2 separate regions of the Homo sapiens genome follow, and region 2 is linked to region 1. Evidence: read pairs that join two places in POLR2A ChIA-PET (ENCODE). Cell type or tissue: B cell. All regions are shown on one strand. Links, peaks and the distances in the headings refer to the core of each region. The heading gives the core; the rest is flanking DNA.

Region 1 (11,126 bases), core at 1,832-9,831:
CTGTGACTCCTTTTACCCCCAGGCTATGTAGCCTGTCACTGTGAACATAGTCTCTCTCCTCTCCTCCCCACTGGCCCCCGTACATGTGTGTCTGTCTGTCTCCAGCTCGACCTCTCCCTGTCCTGCTGTCTCTGTTTCTCTCTCATCTGTGGGTAGGTTCCCACCACTTCCTTTCCTGAAGTCCATGCCTTGCGTGCCTGCCTACTGAAATGTGCTTCACCAGTGAGGCCTCCTGACCCTTCTGCATTGTCACAAGCTGGCCTGGATGATTTTTCTCACCTCACCCAGTCTAGTTTGCTCTCTACCTTCCAAGCCCAGCAGGTACTTGAAAAGTAGTGGTCATCTGCTGTTAGTAAAAGCTCCAAGTAAGAAAAATGTAAGCTAAACTAGGAGCAGAACAAAAAGGAAGTTAAGAGATAAGAACCAAACCTGGTTTCTTGGCAGGGCACTTAGGGAAAGAATGACCCAAGGTCAGTCAAACCTGCACCCTAAAGCAGGAAGGGCCTCTGGCCTTTTCACTCAGCAAGATGCTCAGGGGACAACCCAGAACATAGTGACTCTGGCTGAGGACGCTGTTACATTCCCCAGGGACTTGTAAGGCCTAACAATCACCATCCTCCTCCCGCTCCTCCTCATCAAATGCATTTATTAAACAGCCTAATTATTAAACAAGGCAGGTGGAAGAGAAAGGTGGGAAATTGGAAGGTTGAATCAAGCTTTTTAAAAAGCTAGAAAAATGACTCACTTTGTGTAACCTCTCATTTGGAGAAAAAAGTGGATGTTCCTGATCCAGCCAGGTACATTTTTAGACCTGTAGGGGAGAGATAGGGAAACAGACCATTTTTTCTCTCAGTCACAACTACTGTGAGCTCAGAGCTGAACTGCCAGGCCTCTAGAATAAATTCAGAGGATTTATTCTTCCAACAAGGGCCAGAAAACTGACAGAATCACAGGCAAGAATAATATCTGTTCAAGTCAATGTTTAGAATATTAGAAGTGTGAAGACATTTTATTAGCAAATCCACCAGATTTTCTCCTTAAGGTAAGAAATTGTGCTCTATTTTTTTCTCCTTCCTTTTTCTTTCTTTCTTTCTCTCTTTCTTTCTCTTTCTCTCTCTCTCTTTCTTTCAGAGTCTCACTCTATTGCCCAGGCAATCTCAGTTCACTGCAACCTCCACCTCCTAGGTTCAAGTGATTCTCCTGCCTCAGCCTCCTGAGTAGCTGGGATTACAGGCATGCACCTCCATGCCCAGCTAATTTTTGTATTTTTAGTACAGAGAAGGTTTCATCATGTTGACCAGGCTGGTCTCAAACTTCTGACCTCAGGTGATCCACCCACTTTGGCCTCCCAAAGTGCTGGGATTACAGGCATGAGCCACCACGCCCAGCTATTTAGTTTTAAATCCTGGGATGGAGCCCAGTGTCTGACACAGAGAGATGCTCAATAAATGTTTGCTAGGGCCAGGCATGGTGGCTCATGCCTGTAATACCAGCACTTCAGAAGGCCAAGGCAGGAGAATCATTTGAGCCCAAGAGTCCGAGACCAGCCTGGGCAATATAGCAAGATCCCCATCTCTACAAAAAAAAATTTAAAACAATTATATTGAAAAGCTTACTAGGATAAAATTGAAGGCAAGAGCTGAGTCTTGCACAATTTTGTATTCCATTCAGTGCCCAGCACTAAGTGAATGAGTGCCTGCAGGCATTAATGAATGAAAAATGCACTTTTTGATTTGCCTTTGAAGGAAAGCATATGCCTTTGCAAGCAGTGGTATCATCTTCCTAATTATCCAAGAAGTCTGTGTTCTCTTCTTAATTTCATTTTGATTTTGTTCCCTTAAGAAGACAGAGCTTTTGCTAAACGAATCTGGCTACTAAAAAGAAACAGTTCTGCTGGCTTTTCTTCTTCCTCATGTAGTGGCAAACAGTCCTGAACTTCTGGATCTGTCAAGGTATTTCCTATGTTCCTGTCTGGGCACAGGTCAGGATTCTCCCAGGAGCTGGTCTCATTTGCCTTCAGCTTTCCTGGTCCTCCTGTCGAATCTCACCTCTCCTCCTTGTTCTTTGTTTTGCCCCAGTTGAGTTTTAATCCCTTTTGCCCAGCAGCTCCCTCCTCTCCCAGTACAGTAAATCTCATCTCTCTCAGTGTAGCACATTAGCACATTTACGTGGAAAGTATTTAATACATATGGATCATATGGGTAGCCAAGAAAGTACATGGTCTGTGGGGGGGAAACTGAAGTAGGAGCAGGGAGAGGCAAGAACCTTTTCTCAAAAGAGTCCTGAGTGTGGCCAGGCACGGTGGCTCACACCTGTAATCCCAGCACTTTGGAAGGCCAAAGGAGGTGAATCATTTGAGGTCAAGAGTTCAAGACAAACCTGGCCAATATGGTGAAACCCGGTCTCTACTAAAAATACAAAAATTAGCCAGGCAGTGGTGGCGCATGCCTGTAATCCCAGCTACTTGGGAGGCTGAGGCTCGAGAATTGCTTGAGCTTGGGAGGCGGAGGTTGTGGTGAGTCAAGATCATGCCGCTGCACTCCAGCCTGGGTGACAGAGTGAGACCCTGTCTCAAGAAAAAAAAAAAAAAAGAGTCCTGAGTGGAGGGATAGTAGGGATCAGTGATGAGCTTTCTTTTCACAAACAGAAACAGGTGTGAGTCACTGAAGGGGCTTCATTTGGGAGATGAAGTACATTTCATTCTATCAGTTCCCTTCACAAATATATAAAAGCTCCCTATTTTACAGCTGAGGAACTGAAACTCAGAGAGGTTAGGAGACTTCCTGACCACACCTTCAGGCTGAGCTAGGTACCCCTCCTCTAGGCTTCTCTCATGGGACCTCTGTCTTAGTGCTCATCACACTGTGATACAGTTACTTACTAATATCTTTTTCTACTCAATTTTCTGTGCACTCACAGAAGGCAGAAACTGTACCTTTCATTTCCATGATTCTCATGGATAAAGCCCTCAATAAATGTTTGCCAGATGAATGACTTGCCCAAGGTCACACTGCTAATATATGGCAGAACCGGGACCAGAACCAAGACCTCCGACTCCCCAGATCCCATATCCTTGCTGTTCTCCTGGGATGTTTTCTGGAAGAAAATGAGCTGTGGGCCTAAAAAGAAGCCAATCAAGCATTTGGCAGGTTAGTGAACTATACTGAGAGATTTTTTTTTTTTTTTAACTTTCATTCTCCTTTCTTTTTGCTATTGTCAAGAATTTTAGGCAGTTACTCAGAGCTGAGCCAGGTGGGTCACATCTATAATCCCTGCTCCCAAAATAGCTGAATTCATCATGTCTTCAGAGGGGGAGGCTTTGCCGATAAAAGTGAGGGCTGCAAATCTCCACAGATGGCTTTCTCGCTCCCTCTCCTGCCCGCCTGCCAGGTGTGAACAAACACTTTGAAGTAATTTGGGGATGCCTGGGAGGAAATGTCAAAGGCTGTGCTTCATGGTTCTTAAAACATTGGAGAGTTCTGATCTTGCTGGTCCCGCACAACTAGGCTGGAAATCTCATGAGAAAAGGCTTGTTTCTTTTCTCAGCTGGTCACACACATTGATGATGGAGGGTCCGTTCTTGTCAACCACAAGCAAGATGCTAGCACTTGACTTGGATAATGTGAATGCGGCCAGACACTGAGAACAAAGAGGTGCCAGGCCTGCACTGCTGCTGACAGTAGAAGGGATTGTCTCGTTTCAAAGGAAAACTCAGAATAGAAAGGCAGCAGAGACAAGGGGTCCTGACAACTGTATCTGTAGTGGTCAAGAGTCCAGGCTCGGCCGGGCGCGGTGGCTCACGCCTGTAATCCTAGGACTTTGGGAGGCCGAGGCGGGTGGATCACGAGGTCAGGAGATCGAGACCATCCTGGCTAACATGGTGAAACCCCGTCTCTACTAAAAATACAAAAAATTAGCCGGGTGTGGTGGCGGGCGCCTGTAGTCCCGCTACTCGGGAGGCTGAGGCAGGAGAATGGCGTGAACCAGGGAGGCGGAGCTTGCAGTGAGCGCGATGGCGCCACTGCACTCCAGCCTGGGCGACAGAGCGAGACTCTGCTTAAAAAAAAAAAAAAAAAAAAGAGTCCAGGCTCTGGGGCTAGATCTGCCTGGGTTCCGAACTTTGTTCTACCACCTCCTAGTTATCTTACCTTGGGCAAGTTACTTAACATTGCTGTGCTTAAATCCTCATGTGCCAAAAGTCATGAACATCAATGAGCTAATCCATGAAGTTTCATTCCTCTCCATTTGCCCTTCCAGTTCCATTCTCTATCCATTTCTTCATCCCTGCTCTGTGCCCTAAGAGATCAACCTCTAAGACTGTATCACCCAGTGTCCTTTGCCCTCTGGCTTCTAGCTGGATTCATCCAAAGGAGCTAATGGCAGAAGACATTGGCTGCTCAGAAGGATAATAAAGAGCCCAGGTGTTTAATCCCCTGGCTTTCACAATGCTAGGTCACCATTTCAACAGAGGCTGTATACCTCTACCTCCATCCCCAGCCACTGTCAGGCAGCCCTCTCCCTCAAAGAAGCTCCATAATGGTCCCATTATCTCTGCTCTCTCCTCTTACCCTTTCAGACCTAGAGACGCTAATGGCCTCAGCATTGCTTGTTGAGCACCCTAACCCTATGCACGCTTCTGCACATAGTCCCTATGTTAAATTCTCTTCACCATTTGAGTGTCCCATTTGTCTTCTTTCAGCACCTTGACTAATGTGCCTGATGCATAATAAGTATTCAATACAATTTTTCTATTTATCTTCCTTCTTCTCCTTCTATTCTTTCATTATCCTCATCACCCTTTTAATCCTTGTTTGTTTGTTTGTTTGTTTTGAGACGGAGTCTTACTTTGTCACCCAGGCTGGAGTGCAGTGGCACAATCTTGGCTCACTGCAACCTCTGCCTCCCAGGTTCAAGCGATTCTCCTGCCTCAGCCTCCCAAGTAGCTGGGACTACAGGTGCCTGCCACCACACTTGGCTAATTTTTGTATTTTTAATAGAGATGGGGTCTCACTATGTTGGTCAGGCTGGTCTTGAACTCCTGACCTCAAGCAATCCACCTGCCTTGGCCTCCCAAAGTGCTGGGATTAACGGCATGAGCCACTGGGCCTGGCCCTTAATCTTTTTTATTATCAGCTTAATATTAAGCAGAAGAGCTGGGGGAGATTGTATTTGTTTTCTACTGTTGCACAAGTTGTACAACTTAGAGCTTAAAACAACACACATTTATTATGTCACCATTTCTGTGGATCAGCTGGGTTCTCTGCTTTCAGGATCTCACTAGTCAGGGCATTGGCTAGGGGGCTGCAGTCTCATCAGAAGCTTGGCTGGGGAAGGATATAGTACCAAGATCCCTCTGGTTGTTGGTAGAATTCATCTCTTTGCAGCTATAGGAGTGAGATCTCAGTTTACTTGCTGGCTACTGTCAGCTCCTAGGGGCTGCCTACTGTTCATTGCCATGTGGCCCTCTCTGTTAGGTCCTTTCACCACATGGCAGCTTATATCCTCAAGGCTGACAATGGGGAGAGTTTCTCTGACTTAGGGAGGTCCTAGTCACTCTTTAAAGGGCTTTCTCCTGACTAAACCAGGCCTGCCCAGGATAATCTCCCTTTTTATGAACTCAAAATGAACTGATTTGAGACCTCAGTCACAATGCAAAATCCCTTTGCCTTGCCATGTGATGTAACCTAATTAAGGGACTAACACCCCTTTACCTTTGGAAGTCACAGGTTCTACTTGTGGTTTAAGGGGAGGGGATTACACAGAGGTGTGGGCACGAGGAGATGGGAAATCATCAGTGGTCACCTTAGGGTCTGTCTGCCACAGAGGTCTCATCAGAAGGTGGGGCAATACTCACTCAGCAGCTTTTCTGATAGTTTTTCACTAAGGTCAGGAAGGGGTTCTTGCCAGCAGGAAAGGACAGGGACCAACACAAACTGAGCACTTGCTCTGGGCTCTGCATTGTGCCCTCCACTTTCCCCTTTGGTCCTCTAACATCCCTGTGAGTGTCCACTATTATCTCTGCCTTCTGAATGAGGAGGCTGAAGAGCAAAGAGGTTGAAGCAATTCACACAAGGCCGCACAGATGCCCCCTCTTTTTTTTTTTTTTTTTTTTTTGAGACAGAGTTTCGCTCTTGTTGCCCAGGCTGGAGTGCAATGGTGCGATCTCGGCTTACTGCACTCTCTGCCTCCTGGGTTCAAGTGATTCTCCTGCCTCAGCCTCCCAAGTAGCTGGGATTACAGGCATGTGCCACCATGCCTGGCTAATTTTGTATTTTTAGTAGAGACAGGGTCTCTCTGTGTCAGTCAGGCTGGTCTCAAACTCCTGACCTCAGGTGATCTGCCCATCTCAGCCTCCCAAAGTGCTGGGATTACAGGCGTGAACCACCGCGCCTTGCCGCCCCCTCTTAAATTCTTAAGATTTTCCGCTGACCAATATGGTGAAACCCCTTCTCTACTAAAAATACAAAAATTAGCGGGGCATGGTACTGTGCGCCTGTAGTCCCAGCTACTCAGGAAGCTGAGACAGGAAAATTGCCTGAACCTGGGAGGTGGAGGTTGCAGTGAGCTGAGATCGTGACACTGCACTCCAGCCTGGGCAACAGAGTGAGACTGTGTTAAAAAAAAAAAAAAAAAAAAAAAATTCTTAAGGTTTTCAACAGGAAATAACAAAAGTTGTAGAGGTCAATGTTTGAGAACTAAAAGGGCCTCTCCATGTGCATTCTTCTTTTCCACAGAGTTGGCATCTTTGATTTCAGGAGAGGGGAATACAGATTTTTTTTGTTTGTTTTTCAGAAAGAATTTGCTGGCTGGGTGTGGTGGCTCATGCCTGTAATCCTAGCACTTTGGGAGGCCAGGGTGGGCCGATCGCTTTGAGCTCAGGAGTTCATGACCAGCCTGGGCAACATGGGAAACCCCATTTCTACAAAAATTATCCAGGCATGGTGGCTTGTGCTTGTGGTTCCAACTACCTGGGAGACTGAGGCTGGAGGATCACTTGAACCCAGGAAGTGGAGGTTGCAGTGAGCTGAGATCATGCCACAGCACACCAGCCTGGGCAACAGAGACCCTGCCTCAGAAAATAATAAGAAGAATTTGCTAACACATAGCGCAAACACTTAAGAACTGTACCTGGAAAATAGAGTTAAAATTCCCAATGGATGAAAAAGCCACCACCCTTTTTATTTGTCAATGAACACTTCACTGCTGTTCAAGATACATATGAAAACAATCACAATTTACTATGTACATAGTGCTTTCAACTTTTTAAAGCAAATTCACATGTATTCTGAAGCTTTGTGCTTTTTTCCCTTTTAACTGGACCTAGAAATCCCCCAAAAGTATAAACATTTAGCTTCAGAAGCTTTGGGAATGGCATTACTGCTTCAAGGGGTAAAAAACCTAACTTTCCACCAATGCCAAGAACTTGCAAGAGGTGACTCTTAGGTTGAGTATAGTAAGCCCATTAGGAAAGTATTTACTGGCCACTGTAGCCAGTCCCTAATGTGGAGCCTGCTGCACAGAAGGCACGTTATACAAATTTGTGGAATGACTAAAGTAATGAATATATTTTCCGTTTCCTTGCCTTTTTCTTATTTCCCATGAACGTTTTCTCATTTTTTCATTGTTTCTTTTAATTTAAAAAGTACTCTATAGGCTCGTTGTAAAAACAAAACAAAACAAAACTCAAAAATGTATATACTAAAAAATGAAAATTCACACCGGGCGTGGTGGCTCACGCCTGTAATCCCAGCACTTTGGAAGGCCAAGGTGGGCAGATCACAAGGTCAGGAGTTCGAGACCAGCCTGGCCAATATGATTAAACCCCATCTCTACTAAAAATACAAAATTAGCTGGGCATGGTGGCGGGCACCTGTAGTCCCAGCTACTTGGGAGGCTGAGGCAGAAGAATCGCTTGAATCCGGGAGGTAGAGGTTCTGGTGAGCCGAGATCGCACCACTGCACTCCAGCCTGGGTGACAGAGCAAGACTCCATCTCAAAAAATAAATAAATAAATAAAATAAATAAATAAATAAATAAATAAATAAATAAAAAATGAAAATTCACATCCTTCAGCCTTTTTTTTTTTTTTTTTTTTTTAAGAGATAACCACTACGGACAATTTGATGTGTCATTTGTATTGCTAAAATGGAAGCATTTGATATCTAATTATTTGCTTCTTAGTCTGTCTTGTAGCATGGATGTCTTGTTTCTCTTAATGTCCTCTTTGTATTTGTTAGCATGTGTAGCAGACACCGTCTGTGTTATGTGCGTATCCTCTTAGGAACTCTTGTCATTTCCACCTATAACAGCCTGTCTTCCAATGGCCAGTCCCTCCGTCGTGTTTGTATTAGTGTATTTTCACACTGCTATAAAGAACTACCTGAGATAAACAAAAGAGGTTCACAGTTCTGCATGGCTGGGGAGGCCTCAGGAAACTTACAATCGTGGTGGCAAGAGAGAGAGAGAGTGAGAGAGTCGGTAGCAGGGAAGGCGCACCAGAGACTTACCAAAACAACCAGATCTCAGGAGAACTCTATCAGGAGAACAGTAAGGGGGACGTCTGCCCTCATGACTCAATCACCTCCCACCAGGCCACGCCCCAATCTCAGATTACAATTTGAGATGGGATTTGGTTGGGGACACAAAGCCAAACTGTATCATTGTTAGATGGCTCCCTCCAGCCACTGAAATTAGTTTGCCAATGGATGGTTGGCTGGAAGTACTTGGGAACGAATGGTCCTCTGGGAGACAGCCTTTAGCCAATGACTAAAAGTTGTAGGAGTATAACTACTCCTGCTCTCTGACCCCTTAGCTAGGTTAATTCTGAGGCATGTGTTTTGTACTGTTTTTGGAGTTTCCCTAAAAGATTAAACTCTAGTTGCTTATCTTTATAACTGGCTTAATAACACACCCTTCATTGGTTTTCTGCCCTTCTCTGTATCATTTCCCCATTTCCCTACTTACACTTTCCAAACATTTTGCACTTGAATCCTACTTACAAGGTCTGATTCTGAGAGAACATAAACTAAAACAGCATGGATATGCTGTAGTTAATTTCATCATTTCTTATTAATGGCCGTTTTTAGGTTGCTTCTGATTTTCAACAAAAATAACACTGCAATAAAATCTTCATCCATGTTGCCTAAAAAATGTGCACATATTCCTGAATTTTAATTGCTAGGTCAAAAGGAACAAATATTTGGTATTTAAGAGATACTGCCAAACTGGACCCTCAAATGGTTTTATTAATAACATCCTTACCAACAGTTTATTAGAGTATACTTTACCCCACCTCTTGCTGACACCGGGTATTAGAAGTATTTTAAATATTTCTCTGATCAATTAAACAAAAATAGATGTACTCTAATTAGGCTTGTTGTAGCACATTTTAATTTGCATTTCTCAGATTAATTAGGATAAACGTTGCAGCATTTCAGGTAGTTATCAGATGATAGGACGAGAACACAGAGAAAACACACACACCCAATGCAGAAAAAATTAAGGTCTTGATTTAAGTAGCTGACAATATAAAATCTTATCAGCAGCGGAGTGGCTGCGTGAAGCAAAGGTGGATGTCTCCAAGCAGCTTTCCCTGGTCTCCAGGCCTCAGAGTGGGGCACACTGTGCACCCAAGGGGAGTCAAAGCAGATATGGAAAAGTTCAAGTCTTTTTATGCTTTAATCTCACTATACCCAGGATTTTTACTGCCTTTTAAGAAGACCTTTATACACACAAGCCATGTTTCTGTCTACAGGGATGTTATCAACCTTGTGTTCTCCTGGCTCTTGAAATAAACTTAACATGTCCAGCTGTCCTTGAACAATAACTCCGCCTGTACCTTTCCAACTTTCTGGAAAGCGCATTTCCCCGAAGACCATCCTTCGCCTATGATTTTATTTTTATTTTTACTTTTTAAAGGCAAAGAGAATGTAGCCTGTGATTTAATACTCTTGTTTGGATGGTTCTAAAGCTGAGTGTAATCTGAAAACCACAACTAAAAATCTATTTCCCTAAAATCATCTGTTCATATGCCCAGTGAAAATTTGTATTTCTTATGTGATTGGCCGTTTCAAATTCTTTGTCCATTTTTTTTAATTGAATTGTTTTTGTTTTTTATATTTATTCTTTGAAAAAAAAATTTTTTTTTTTGAGATGGAGTTTTGCTCTTGTTGCCCAGGTTGAAGTGCAGTGGCACGATCTCAGCTCACGAAAACCTCTGCCACCTGGGTTCAAGCAATTTTCCCACCTCAGCCTCCTGAGTAGCTGGGATTACAGATGCCCGCCACCACGCCTGGTTAATTTTGTATTTTTAGTAGAGAGAAGGCTCCACCATGTTGGCTAGGCTGGTCTCAAACTCCTGACCTCAGGTGATCCACCTGCCTCAGTCTCCCAAAGTCCTGGGATTACAGGTGTCAGCCATTGTGCCCGGCCAAATTTTTTTTTATATATTGTGGGTATTAACCTTTTGCTTGTTATAAATGTTTCAAATATTTCCTCTTAATCTTTTGCTTGTCATTTGCTGTTGTTTACAGTGGTTTTTCATTTTTATTCAATCATATCAGTAGATCTTTTCATTTATGATTTGGGTTTTGTTTCTTGCTTTGGAAGGTCATTCATCCCTCTTCAAAAATCATAAAAATAATCTCCTATTTATTTCTGTTAGCACTTTATAGCTTTGCGGGGGTTTTTTGTTTGTTTGTTTGTTTCTTACACTTAGCTCTTTAATCCATCCAGAATGTGTTTTTGTGAACGATCTGAAGAAATCTACCCAGGGAATTTTATCATTTTTGCTGCCACTATAAGTGAGGTATTTTTCCTGTCACATTTTCTGAGTGGTTATTGCCAGTATATAGGCTACACATTTACTTTGAAGGTACAATTTTATCATCTCCCACTGTCTCATCTCAGCAGGAACTGGATATTTGTGTTGAAGGAAGACCCTCTGAGACTGGTCAGTATGCCTGCTCTGTAGCCATTAAACAAATACAGCTTGAGTTTCCCTGAATTGAAATGCTTGGGACCAGAAATGTTTTGGACTTTTTTTTTTTCAGATTTTGTAGTATTTACCTATATCCACAATGAGATATCATGGGGATGGGACCCAAGTCTAAATAAACATGAAATTT
Region 2 (11,126 bases), core at 1,899-9,898, 110 kb before region 1:
GTATGATTCCATTAATATTAAAAATCAAGAAATGGCAAAACCATGGAGACAAAAAGCAGATCAGTGGTTGCCTGGAGCTGGGGATAGGCACAGGGAGTGACTGCAAATGGACAAGAATGGGTTTTTTGGAAGATGAAAGTTTTCTAAAACTGGATTGTGATAATTGTTGCACAACTATATAAATTTACTAGAACTTGAACTATGAATGTTATGGTATATAAATTATACCTTAATAATGCTATTTTTAAAATTACTAAGAAGGAATTCGGTATATAAGGAACTCAACTCAATAGCAAGAAAACAAATAATGCAATTAAAAAATGGGCTACAGACCTAAATAGACATTTCTCAAAAGAAGACATATAAATGGCCAATTGGTATATGAAAAAATACTGATGAACCATCACAAAAATGCAAATCAAAACCACAATTCTGTATCACCTCACGCCTGTTAGAATGGCTATTCACATAAAGACAAAAGATGAGGATGTGGAGAAAAGGGAATCTTGTACACTGTTGGTGGGAATGTAAATTGAGACAGCCATTATAAAAGAACAGTGTGGAGGTTCCTCAAAATATTAAAAATAGAACTACCATATGCTCCACCAATTCCACTTATGGGTATACATCCAAAGGAAATGAAATCAGTATGTCAAGGAGGTATCTGCACTCCAATGTTCATGAAAGCATTATTCATATAGCTAAGATATGGAGTCAACGTAAGCGTCCACCAATGGATAAACGGGTAAAGAAAATGTGTTATGTAGGCCAGGCGCGGTGGTTCACGCCTGTAATCCCAGCACTTCAGGAGGCCAAGGCGGGCGGATCACGAGGTCAGGAGATTGAGATCATCCTGGCTAACATGGTGAAACCCTGTTTCTACTAAAAATACAAAAACAAAATTAGCCGGGCATGGTAGCGGGCACCTGTAGTCCCAGCTACTAGGGAGGCTGAGGCAAGAGAATGGCCTGAACCCGGGAGGCAGAGCTTACAGTGAGCCAAGATCACACCACTGCACTCCAGCCTGGGCGACAAAGAGAGACTCCGTCTCAAAAAAAAAGAAAGAAAATGTGTTATGTGTGCATGTGTGTGTGCATGCTCACACACACAGGATTCATATTCAGCTTTTAAAAAGTAAGACAATCCTGTTGGAGTTTAAATACGCCATTCTGACATATTGACTATTTTGAGTCAAAGGCACTTGAAAAACAGCAGGTGTAAGAAGAGCGCTCTGACCTTTCTTCTATTTCTTAAAAGCAGATGAAATTCCCATGTGAATGATGTCCTCCTTAAACTAAAAGGAAAGCAACATTTTTATCATCAAGGACGGGATATGGAGACAAAGAGAATTCCATACAGACTTTGTTAAAATAACTTCTATCCTTTAAGCCTCCCCATATAATCCAGTTTATTTTTCACAAGTTATTATCCTTTGTCCAATTCAGTATGTAAGTATTCAATTCTAACTGTATCTTTGGGTCTGTTTCCTTATGAGGGCTCCTGTGCCACATAAAACTTGTATTGAATAAATTTGTGTGCTTTTCTCCTGATAATCTATCTTATGGTAATTTGTGAGGCCAAGCAAAAAAAAAAAAAAAACTTTAAAAAGGTGGAGGTAAAGTTTGCCTCCCCTTTACACTGTTATCTGCAAATAACATGGATGAACCCGAAGGACATTAGGCTAAGTAAAATAGGACTGGCAGAAAAAGACAAATACACGTACTACATGATCTTACTTATATATGGAATCTAAAAAAGGTGAACTCATAGAAGCAGAGAACAGAATGGTGGTTGCCAAGGGCTGGGGTGAGGAGGAAATGGGGAGATGTTGGCCAAAGGGTTATTCAGGATGAGTAAGTTCGAGAGATCTAACGTACAGCATGGTGACCACAGTTAATAATATTTATTGTACACACTAAATGTGCTAAGAAAGTAGATTTTTTTTTTTTTTGAGACAGAGTCTTGCACTGTCACCCAGGCTGGAGTGCAGTGGCGTGATCTCAGCTCACTGCAACCTCCGTCTTTCAGGTTCAAGCAATTCTCCTGCCTCAGACTCCCAAATACCTAGGATTACAGGGGCCCGCCACCACACCCAGCTAATTTTTTGTATTCTTAATAGAGATGGGGTTTCATTATGTTGGCCAGGCTGGTCTCAAACTCCTGACCTCATGATCCGCCTGCCTCAACCTCCCAAAGTGTTGGGATTACAGGCATGAGCCACTGCTCCCAGCCAGAAAGGAGATTTTAAATGTTCTCACCACACAAACACACAAAAATAACTATGTGAGGTGACGGATGTGTTAATTAGCATGATTGTGGTAAACATTTCACAATCTACACATATACCAAAACATCAAGTTGTACACCTTAAATATATACAATTTTTATTTGCCAATTATACCTCAATAAAACCAGGGGGAAAAAGAACATTTCATGTTTAAAAAAAAAAAAAAAAAAAACGGCCAGGCATGGTGGCTCATACCTGTAATCCCAGCACTTTGGGAGGGCGAGGCGGGTGGATCACCTAAGGTCGTGAGTTCTAGACTAGCCTGACTAACATGGAGAAACCCTGTCTCTACTAAAAATACAAAAAAATTAGCTGGGTGTGGTGGTGCATGCCTTTAATCCCAGCTACTTGGGAGGCTGAGGCAGGAGAATCGCTTGAACCCAGGAGGTGGAGGTTGTGGTGAGCCGAGTTCGTGCCATTGCACTCCAGCCTGGGCAACAAGAGTGAAACTCCGTCTCAAAAAAAAAAAAAGAAACTCCATTTTTTTTCTAATTGTTTTTAGCTTTAAACTCTTAGAGCTCTCAGGGCTTAAAACTTGAACAACACAGGTTTGAATTTTGAGGGTCCACTCATATGCTAATGTTTTTCAATAAATATGTTGATAAATTTGGGGGAGGTTTGTGACAATTTGAAAATATTCATAGACAACCATATAACCTAGAAATATCAAAAAAGTAGGCCATGTGCAGTGGCTCACACCTGTAATCCCAGCACTTTGGGAGGTCAAGGCAGGAGGATCATGAGCACTGGAGTTCAAAACCACCCTGGACAAGGGCAACATGGCAAAACCCTGTCTCTACAAAAAACACAAAAATGAGCCAGGCATGGTAGCATGCACCTGCAGTCCCAGCTACTTGGGAGGCTGAAATGGGAGAATCGCTTGAGTCAGAAGGCAGAGGTTGCAGTGAGCTATGATTGAATCATGACATTCCAGCCTGAGTGACAGAGTGAGACCCTGGGTCAAAAAAAGAAAAAGACGGGAGGCTGAGGTAGGAGAATCACCTGAACACCAGAGGTGGACGTTGCAGTGAGCCGAGATCGTGCCACTGCATTCCAGCCTGGGTGACAGAATGAGACTTCATCAAAAAAAAAAAAAAAAAAGAAAAGAAAAGAAAAATAGAAAGTAAGAGGTATGTCATGAGTGCTTAAAATATATGTAGATACTAGTCTATTTTATCATTTACTACTACAAATATATACAAATCTATTATAAAAAGTTAAAAATTGTCACAACTTATACCACACACTTAGCCACACATGGTGGCATTTGACACTGAGAGAAACCCTGTCTCAAAAGAGTAAAGATGCAGTATTAAATCATAACTACATAAATTTAACTGTACTACACCCTGTACTATTGAAATAATTTTGTAGCCACCTCCTGTTGTTAATGAGGTGAGCTCAAGAGTGAATATTTGCTTAAAGTACCATGTGACATTAATCATCTCCAAGCAAGCAGTTCATCTTTCCAATAAATTGTATATTCCAGTAAAAAGTGATCTCTCGCGGTTTCATTATGTTTAGTACGATACTATAAACCTCAAATGACACCTAAGTGCCACTAGTGATGCCGGAAGTGCTCCCAAGAAGCAGAGAAAAATCATGGCATTACAAGAAAAAGGTGAATTGCTTGATACGTACTGTAGATTGAGGTCTGCAGCTGCAGTTGCGTGCTACTTCAAAATAAATGAATCCAGCATAAGGGCCATTGTAAAAAAAGAATTCATGAAGCCATTGCTGAAGGCACACCAGCAGATGCAAAAATTGTGCACGTTTTGTGAAATAGTTTTTTATCTCATGTTGAAAATGTAGCTTTTATAGGGGTACAGGATTGCTATAAAGAAAGGCATCCCTATAAACTTTAATAAGTTTCAAGAAAAAGCAAAGTCATTATACAACTTAAAACAAATGGAAGGCGAAGGATCTAAAGCTGAAGAATATAATGCCAGCCACGGATGGCTTGATAATTTTAGAAAGAGTTTTGGCTTTAAAAACGTCACGATAACAGGAGAAGCAGCTTCTGCCAACCAAGAGGCAGCAGACGACTTTCCAGATGACATTAAGAAAATCATTCACTTAGGCCGGGCGCGGTGGCTCACGCCTGTAATCCCAGCACTTTGGGAGGCCGAGGCAGGCGGATCACGAGGTCAGGAGATCAAGACCATCCTGACTAACACTGTGAAACCCCAGTCTCTACTAAAAATACAAAAAATTAGCCTGGCGTAGTGATGGGTGCCTGTAGTCCCAGCTATTCAGGGGGCTGAGGCAGGAGAATGGCGTGAACCTGGGAGGCGGAGCTGGCAGTGAGCAGAGATTGCGCCACTGCACTCCAGCCTGGCCGACAGAGCCAGACTCCATCTCAAAAAAAAAAAAAAAAGAAAGAAAATCATTCACTTTGGGAGGCCGAGGTGGGCAGATCACAAGGTCAGGAGTTCGAGACCAGCCTGGCCGATATGGTGAAACCCCGTCTCTACAAAAAATACAAAAATTAGCCAGGCGTGGTGGTGTACACCTGTAGTCCCAGCTACTCAGGAGGCTGAGGCAGAAGAATCACTTGAACTCGGAAGGCGGAGGTTGCAGTGAGCCGAGATCGCGCCACTGCACTCCAGCCTGGGTGACAAAGCGAGACTCAGTCTCGAAAAAAAAAAAAAAAAAAGAAAGAAAGAAAGAAAATCACTGAGGAGGCCAGGTGCAGTGGCTCATCCCTGTAATCCCAGCACTTTGGGAAGATGAGGCAGGAGGATCGTTTGAGGCCAGGAGTTCAAGATCAGCCTGGGCCTGGGCAATACAGCGAGACCCTGCCTCTACAAAAAACATTTTTTTAATTAGCTGGGGGAAGGCATAATGGCTCACACCTGTAACCCCAGCACTCTGGAAGGCCCAGGTGGGAGGATCACCTAAGGCCAGGAGTTTAAGACCAGACTGGGCAACACAGTGAGACCCTGTCTCTACAAAAAAATAAAAAATATTTAAAAATTAGCCAGGCATAGTGGTGCACACTTGCATCCCAGCTATTCGGGAGGCTGAGGCAGGAGGACTGCCTAAGTCCAGGAGTTTGAGACTGCGGTGAGCTATGATCATGCCATTTGCATGTCAGCCTGGGCAATTGAGCAAGACCCTATCTCTTAAAAAAAAAAGAAATATGGAGAAAGAATATCCGCCTAAACAAGTTTTTAATATAGACAAAAGTGCCCTATTCTGGAAAACAATGCCATAAAAAACATTCATTAGTAAGGAAGAGAAAAAGCACCAGGATTAAAGGCAGGAAGGGATGGGCTAACTCTACTGTTTGGTGAAAATGCAGTGTGGTTTATGATCAGAACTGCCCTTATCTATAATGCTACAAACCCCCAAGCCTTGAAGGGAAAAGATAAACACCAGCTCCCAGTCTTTTGGTCATAGAACAAAAAAAGCCTGGGCAATGAGAACCCTTTTTCTGGATTGGTTCCATTGATGCTTTGTCCCTGAAGTCAGGAAGTATTTTGCCTGTAAGTTCTTTTATTATTGAACAATACCCCTGGCCACCCGGAACCCCATGAGTTCAACACCAAAGGTGCTGAAGTAGTCTACTTGCCCCCAAACAAAATGTCTCTAATTCAGCTTCTAAATCAGGGGGTCACGAGGATCACTGGACACAGTACACTACAGAAAGTACTGTCAACTCTATGAAAGAGAATGCCAATAAAGAAACCATCCTGAAAGTCTGGAAGGATTACACCACTGAAGAAGCCGTCGTTGTTATGGAAAAAGCCATGAAAGCCATCAAGCCTGAAACAATAAATTCCTGCTGGAGAAGACTGTGTCCAGATGTTGTGCATGACTTCACAGGATTTGCCACAGGGCCAATCAAGGAAATCACGAAAAAGACTGTGGATATGGCAAAAAAAAAAAAAGGGGGGGGTGGGTTAAAGGGTTTCAAGATACAAATCTTGGAGAAATTCAAGAAATAGACATCACACAAGAGGAATTTAAAAAGATGACTCGGTAAGTGCTTCCAATCCAGTACCAGGTAATGTAGAAGGAATGCAAGAAAACAAAATGACATCAGACGATATGGCAGAAGACTGTCTGATTGTTCAAGACTGCTTTTGACTCCTTCATGACATGGACCCTTCTCTGATATGGGCACTGAAACTAAAGCAAACGGTGGAAGAAGGATTGGTACCATATGGAAATGTTTTCAGAGAAATGAAAAAGCAAAAAAGGCAGAAGTATGACGTATTGCCATAAAGTTACACCATGTGTGCCTGCCTCTCACGCCTCCCCTTCCCCCTTCCACCTCTACCATGCTGAGACCAACAAGACGAATTCCTCCGCTTCCTTCTCCTCTCAGCCTACTCAATGTGGAGACAATGAGGATAAAGGCCTTTGTGATGATCCACTTCCACTTAATGAAGAGTAAATATATTCTCTCTTCCTTATGATTTTTTTTTTTTTTTTTTTTTTCCTGAGATGGAGTCCCGCTCTGTCGCCAGGCTGGAGGGCAGTGACACAACCTTGGCTCACTGCAACCTCCACCTTCTAGGTTCAAGCAATTCTCCTGCCTCAGCCTCCTGAATAGCTGAGACTACAGGCACATGCAACCACGCCCAGCTAATTTTTGTATTTTTAGTAGAGATGGAGTTTCACCATGTTGGCCAGGATGGTCTCGATCTCTTGACCTCAAGATCCGCCCACCTTGGCCTCCCAAAGTGCTGGGATTACAGGCGTGAGCCACGGCGCCCGGCCTATGATTTTCTTAATAACATTTTCTTTTCTCTAGCTTACTTTGAGAACACAGTATATAATACATATAAGGTACAATGTGTTAGTTGACTATGTCATCGGTAAGGCTGGAAGTCAACAGTAGTTTATTAGTAATTAAGTTTTTGAGGAGATAAAAGTTACATGTGGATTTTCATCTTGATGGGGGTCTGTGCCCCAAACCCAGTGCTGTTCAAGGGTGAACTATACGTGCTGAAAAGTGTCATTAAAATATGAAGAAACCAACTTTTCTCTAAACTTTAGATGCACTTCCCTGAATAATTTCCAAAGGTTGGGTATCTTATTTTCCAACCGTGCATTTACAAGCAGAAACAGCAAACGATAGGTACTATACTGATATACATGTAGAAATGAACACATGATCCCTATTAAAACATTTTCATTATTTATCATTATTTCCTTTCAGGTACTTCTGTACTACTCTAAGCCTCTGTAGACAGTCATATAGAGGATGTGTTCTGGCCAAGTTTGGTGGCTCACACCTGTAATCCCAGCATTTTGGGAGGCCAAGGGAGGAGGACCACTTGAGCCTAGGAATTCAACACCAGCCTGGGCAACAGAGCAAGACCTCATCTCTAAAATAAAATAAAAAATAAAAATAAAAAAAGGATGTGTTCTTTTCTTTGTTATCTAGTCTGACAAAAATTTCTCCAAAATAGACTTCTTTGGTAATTTTATTTTCATTACATCTTTATGCCATTAAAACCTAAACACTAATCTTTTTTTTATTATTATTAAGAGGAACTATTCCTAATTGCACATTACCAGGTTTCTGTTGCTTATTATTTGGTGCATCCTCAGTAGGTATACATCTTTTCAGCTTACTCAGCATTGAGAACATAATATTGTGTGTTTGTTTACTTACAAATTAAAAGTAACATTATATCTCTCATCGTATGCACACTTGACAACCTATGAGATGTATCAAGCAGATACTTCTAATATTTGAACCTTAAAAATAAACGGAATTTTAGTTGATAGAGGGCTGGATGTCTGTAATTATGTCACGAAGCAATCAGGGTTATCAGTACATCTACATTTCTCACGCTGTTGAGGGGGTCGGTTTACCAAGCATAAGACAGGACCTTTTGGCCTCAAGAATTTCAGTTACAACCTGCCTAACCCCTAGAGTTTCACTAAACTTCCTAAGAGAGAAAGAAAAACCTAAAACTTAGAAAAAGAAAGCAAATTGTTTACCCTGGCTTAGTTCTAATTGTAAAGAATCAACTTTCTCAAAATTACAATCTTTTGACATTTGGCAACTGAATGAATCAAGTAGTTATTCAGAGAGCTCAAGACATAAAAACTAATACAACTTCTATTATATATTTTTCTCCTTCAGGTACCAGTACAATTCCATGTGTTGGAGAAATTGAGTAAGTCAAATCCCAATTGATTAGGCCCTAATTATCAAAGACACTTTCACCTTGTGAACTTCTCACAGTAACTGTCTTAAACCTGCTAACAGTACTCCCATGAGTGGAGAACACTGTGCTTCATTTTTAGTTTAATATGTTAGTTCTCTTCAATGAACATAGTTTTTTTTTTTACATTACAGTAATGAGGCACATGAAGGTTAGAATTTGTTTTTGTTTTTTTGTTTTGTTTTGTTTTTTGAGACAGAGTTTCACTCTTGTTGTCCAGGCTGGAGTGCAATGGCAAGATCTCGGCTCACTGCAACCTCCGCCTCCTGGGTTCAAGTGATTCTCCTGCCTCAGCCTCCCGGGTTCAAGTGATTCTCCTGCCTCAGCCTCCCAAGTAGCTACGATTACAGGCATGTGCCACCATGCCCGACTAATTTTGTATTTTTAGTAAAGATGAGGTTTCTCCATGTTGGTCAGGCTGGTCTCCAACTCCTGACCTCAGGTGATCCACCTGCCTCGGCCTCCCAAAGTGCTGGGATTACAGGCATGAGCCACCGCGCCCGGCCTATAAAATCATTTTTAATAAATAATATTAAATGCTATACAAATGAAGTTCTTCTAGTCTCTTGCCTACCACCTCAAAAGGAAATGATATCATTATAATAAACCTATTATAACATAAAAGCTAATGTTTTACCTGGAAATGTTCTATGAACTCTAAGGAAAAAAGTATACTGTAAAGATGGTCAATTCCCGCATTTCTTACCATTGCTAGAAGAGGATGACAAACAAGGAGAAGTAAGTAGAGGGAAAGAGAAAAACTGAATAAATCTCCTTCATCTCCAAATAAGGCAAGCTCATCAACCAGTATGCTCCTCTCTCTATCTCCCTCTCTTCACTGACTGCCCCAAGGTCCCAGACAATACAGAATCTATAAATTATATCTGTCCACTTTACCACTAATTAAGATATTACTATCAATTGTATTAATTGTAAAAATGCTTAGATTAGCTTATGGAATGTTGGCTTAAGTCATTAAATAACATTACAATGCTTTTATTATAGTTTTGATGGTTTGTAAATATTGTTTATACTCTAACCAAATTTAATCTGGTTCTAGATATTATTAGAATTTGATATCTCATTTAAGGGATATTATAGAAAAATCAGTCACAACATTGATAAAAACTTAAAACTCATTCATTGTCCATTGAAAGTCTTGATCAAATAAGACTTAGACAGATACACAGGTTCATTTTAGTTATACGTTAAAGGTAATTAAGAGGACTCTCCCATTTTCATTTTACTTTTGTTCAAGTTTACAATCAGAAAGTTATAGCATTTATGCACTTTCAAGTTTATATCATGAAGTTTATTCATTAGAAAAACTAATTCTAACCGTCTTCATGTGCCTCATTGCTACATGATATAAACTCATTACTCAGGTTCTAAAATAAACATTAGCTTAATTTTCCATTTTCATCTAAGATTATTATCAATGTTTTATTATTTTATAATGTGAACTTTATACTGACCAGTCATCAAGGCTGTGACAAGATCTTTCAAGTTCGTTTTCATATTTATTCAGTTTATGGAAAAATAAATTTTAAAAACCCAAGTTATAAAATACAACAAATACAGTGAGCATTTCGTAGTGATCTTTAAAAGTTTTTCTTTTATTCCAGTGCTTCGAGGAAGAAGTTATAGTATAACTATACAATCACTATAGAAGAAAAGGCAGAATAGCAAAGGCAAATTTGAACCACATTAACACTACCCTTATATTGGTATAATTTGTTAATTAAAAGAAGATTTATAAATTCAAAACGTATTTCTCCTTCACATTGTCATTTTCTGACCAAAAAAAAGACTACCACAAAGAGGTATTTTTTTAAAGTAGATGGGTAAGAAAATTTAAATGAAATTAGCCCTATAACTCTGCTTTCAGTAAGAGTACAAAAGTAACCCTTATATTGACAAATACGGCATAATTCCATAGGTCCCATTTGCTCTTCCTCCGTTAAAAGGAAAATGTGTAGTATCATATAAAGTTTATATGGGTTTTATGTTCAGAATATTGTAGAGATTAAGAAAAACCTTTGCCTGGTGGGAGGTAAGATTAACTTTATTGGTTTGATTTCCCATTATTCCAAATGGAAGACTGTTGGATGATGGGGGGTAGCTGGGGAAAGGAAAAAAATGCCAGGAGATTAGAATGTTGAAAGAAAGAGAAGTTGAGATTTGAAACTAATCCATTTTTTAAAAATCTTACAACCAAGCATGGTAGCTCACGCCTGTGGGAGGCCAAGGTGGGATGATCACTTGAGGTCAGGAGTTCAAGACCAGCCTGGGCAACATGGCAAGACCCTGTCTCTTTTAAACTTAGAAACAAACAAACAAACAAAAATCTTTTTAATAAAATAAAGGAGCCGGGTACAGTGACTCACGCCTGTAATCCCAGCATTTTAGGAGGCCAAGGTGTGAGGACCACTTGACCCCAGGAGTTCAAGACAAACCTGGGCAACATACCAAGGTCTCATCTCTACAAATATTAAAAAATAATTAGCCACGCATGGTGGCATGCACCCATAATCCCAGATACTCCAGAGGCTAAGGCGGGAGAATGGCTTGAACCAGGGAGTTCAAGGCTGCAGTGAGCCGTGATCACGCCACTACTGCACTCCAACCTGGGCAACATAGAGAGACAACCC

The links. Peaks named below come from ENCODE experiments on the same cell type or tissue, not always from the same donor. Only the 100,000 strongest peaks of a DNase experiment are listed, where the experiment ranks them.
Region 2: POLR2A ChIA-PET joins it to region 1 with 5 read pairs; 17 of 35 experiments call an interaction of 5 or more read pairs at or near these places.

The regions. Positions count from the first base shown.
Region 1 is chr14:65,310,514-65,321,639 of GRCh38, reverse strand. No RefSeq gene overlaps it. Among named protein-coding and RNA genes, the nearest start is that of MIR4708, 19 kb to the left of the region's middle. RefSeq lists enhancers at 1-43, 264-373, 2,444-2,663. In B cell, for the core only: no CTCF peak of the experiment used is centred there; DNase peaks (open chromatin) are centred at 2,779, 3,519 and 6,708; H3K4me3 peaks cover 5,116 bases; H3K27ac peaks cover 5,884 bases.
Region 2 is chr14:65,416,802-65,427,927 of GRCh38, reverse strand. All of the region lies in intron 1 of FUT8 (fucosyltransferase 8), which reads right to left. Among named protein-coding and RNA genes, the nearest start is that of FUT8, 9.6 kb to the right of the region's middle. RefSeq lists an enhancer at 1,874-1,943 and silencers at 2,431-2,631, 8,311-8,511. In B cell, for the core only: no CTCF peak of the experiment used is centred there; no DNase peak of the experiment used is centred there.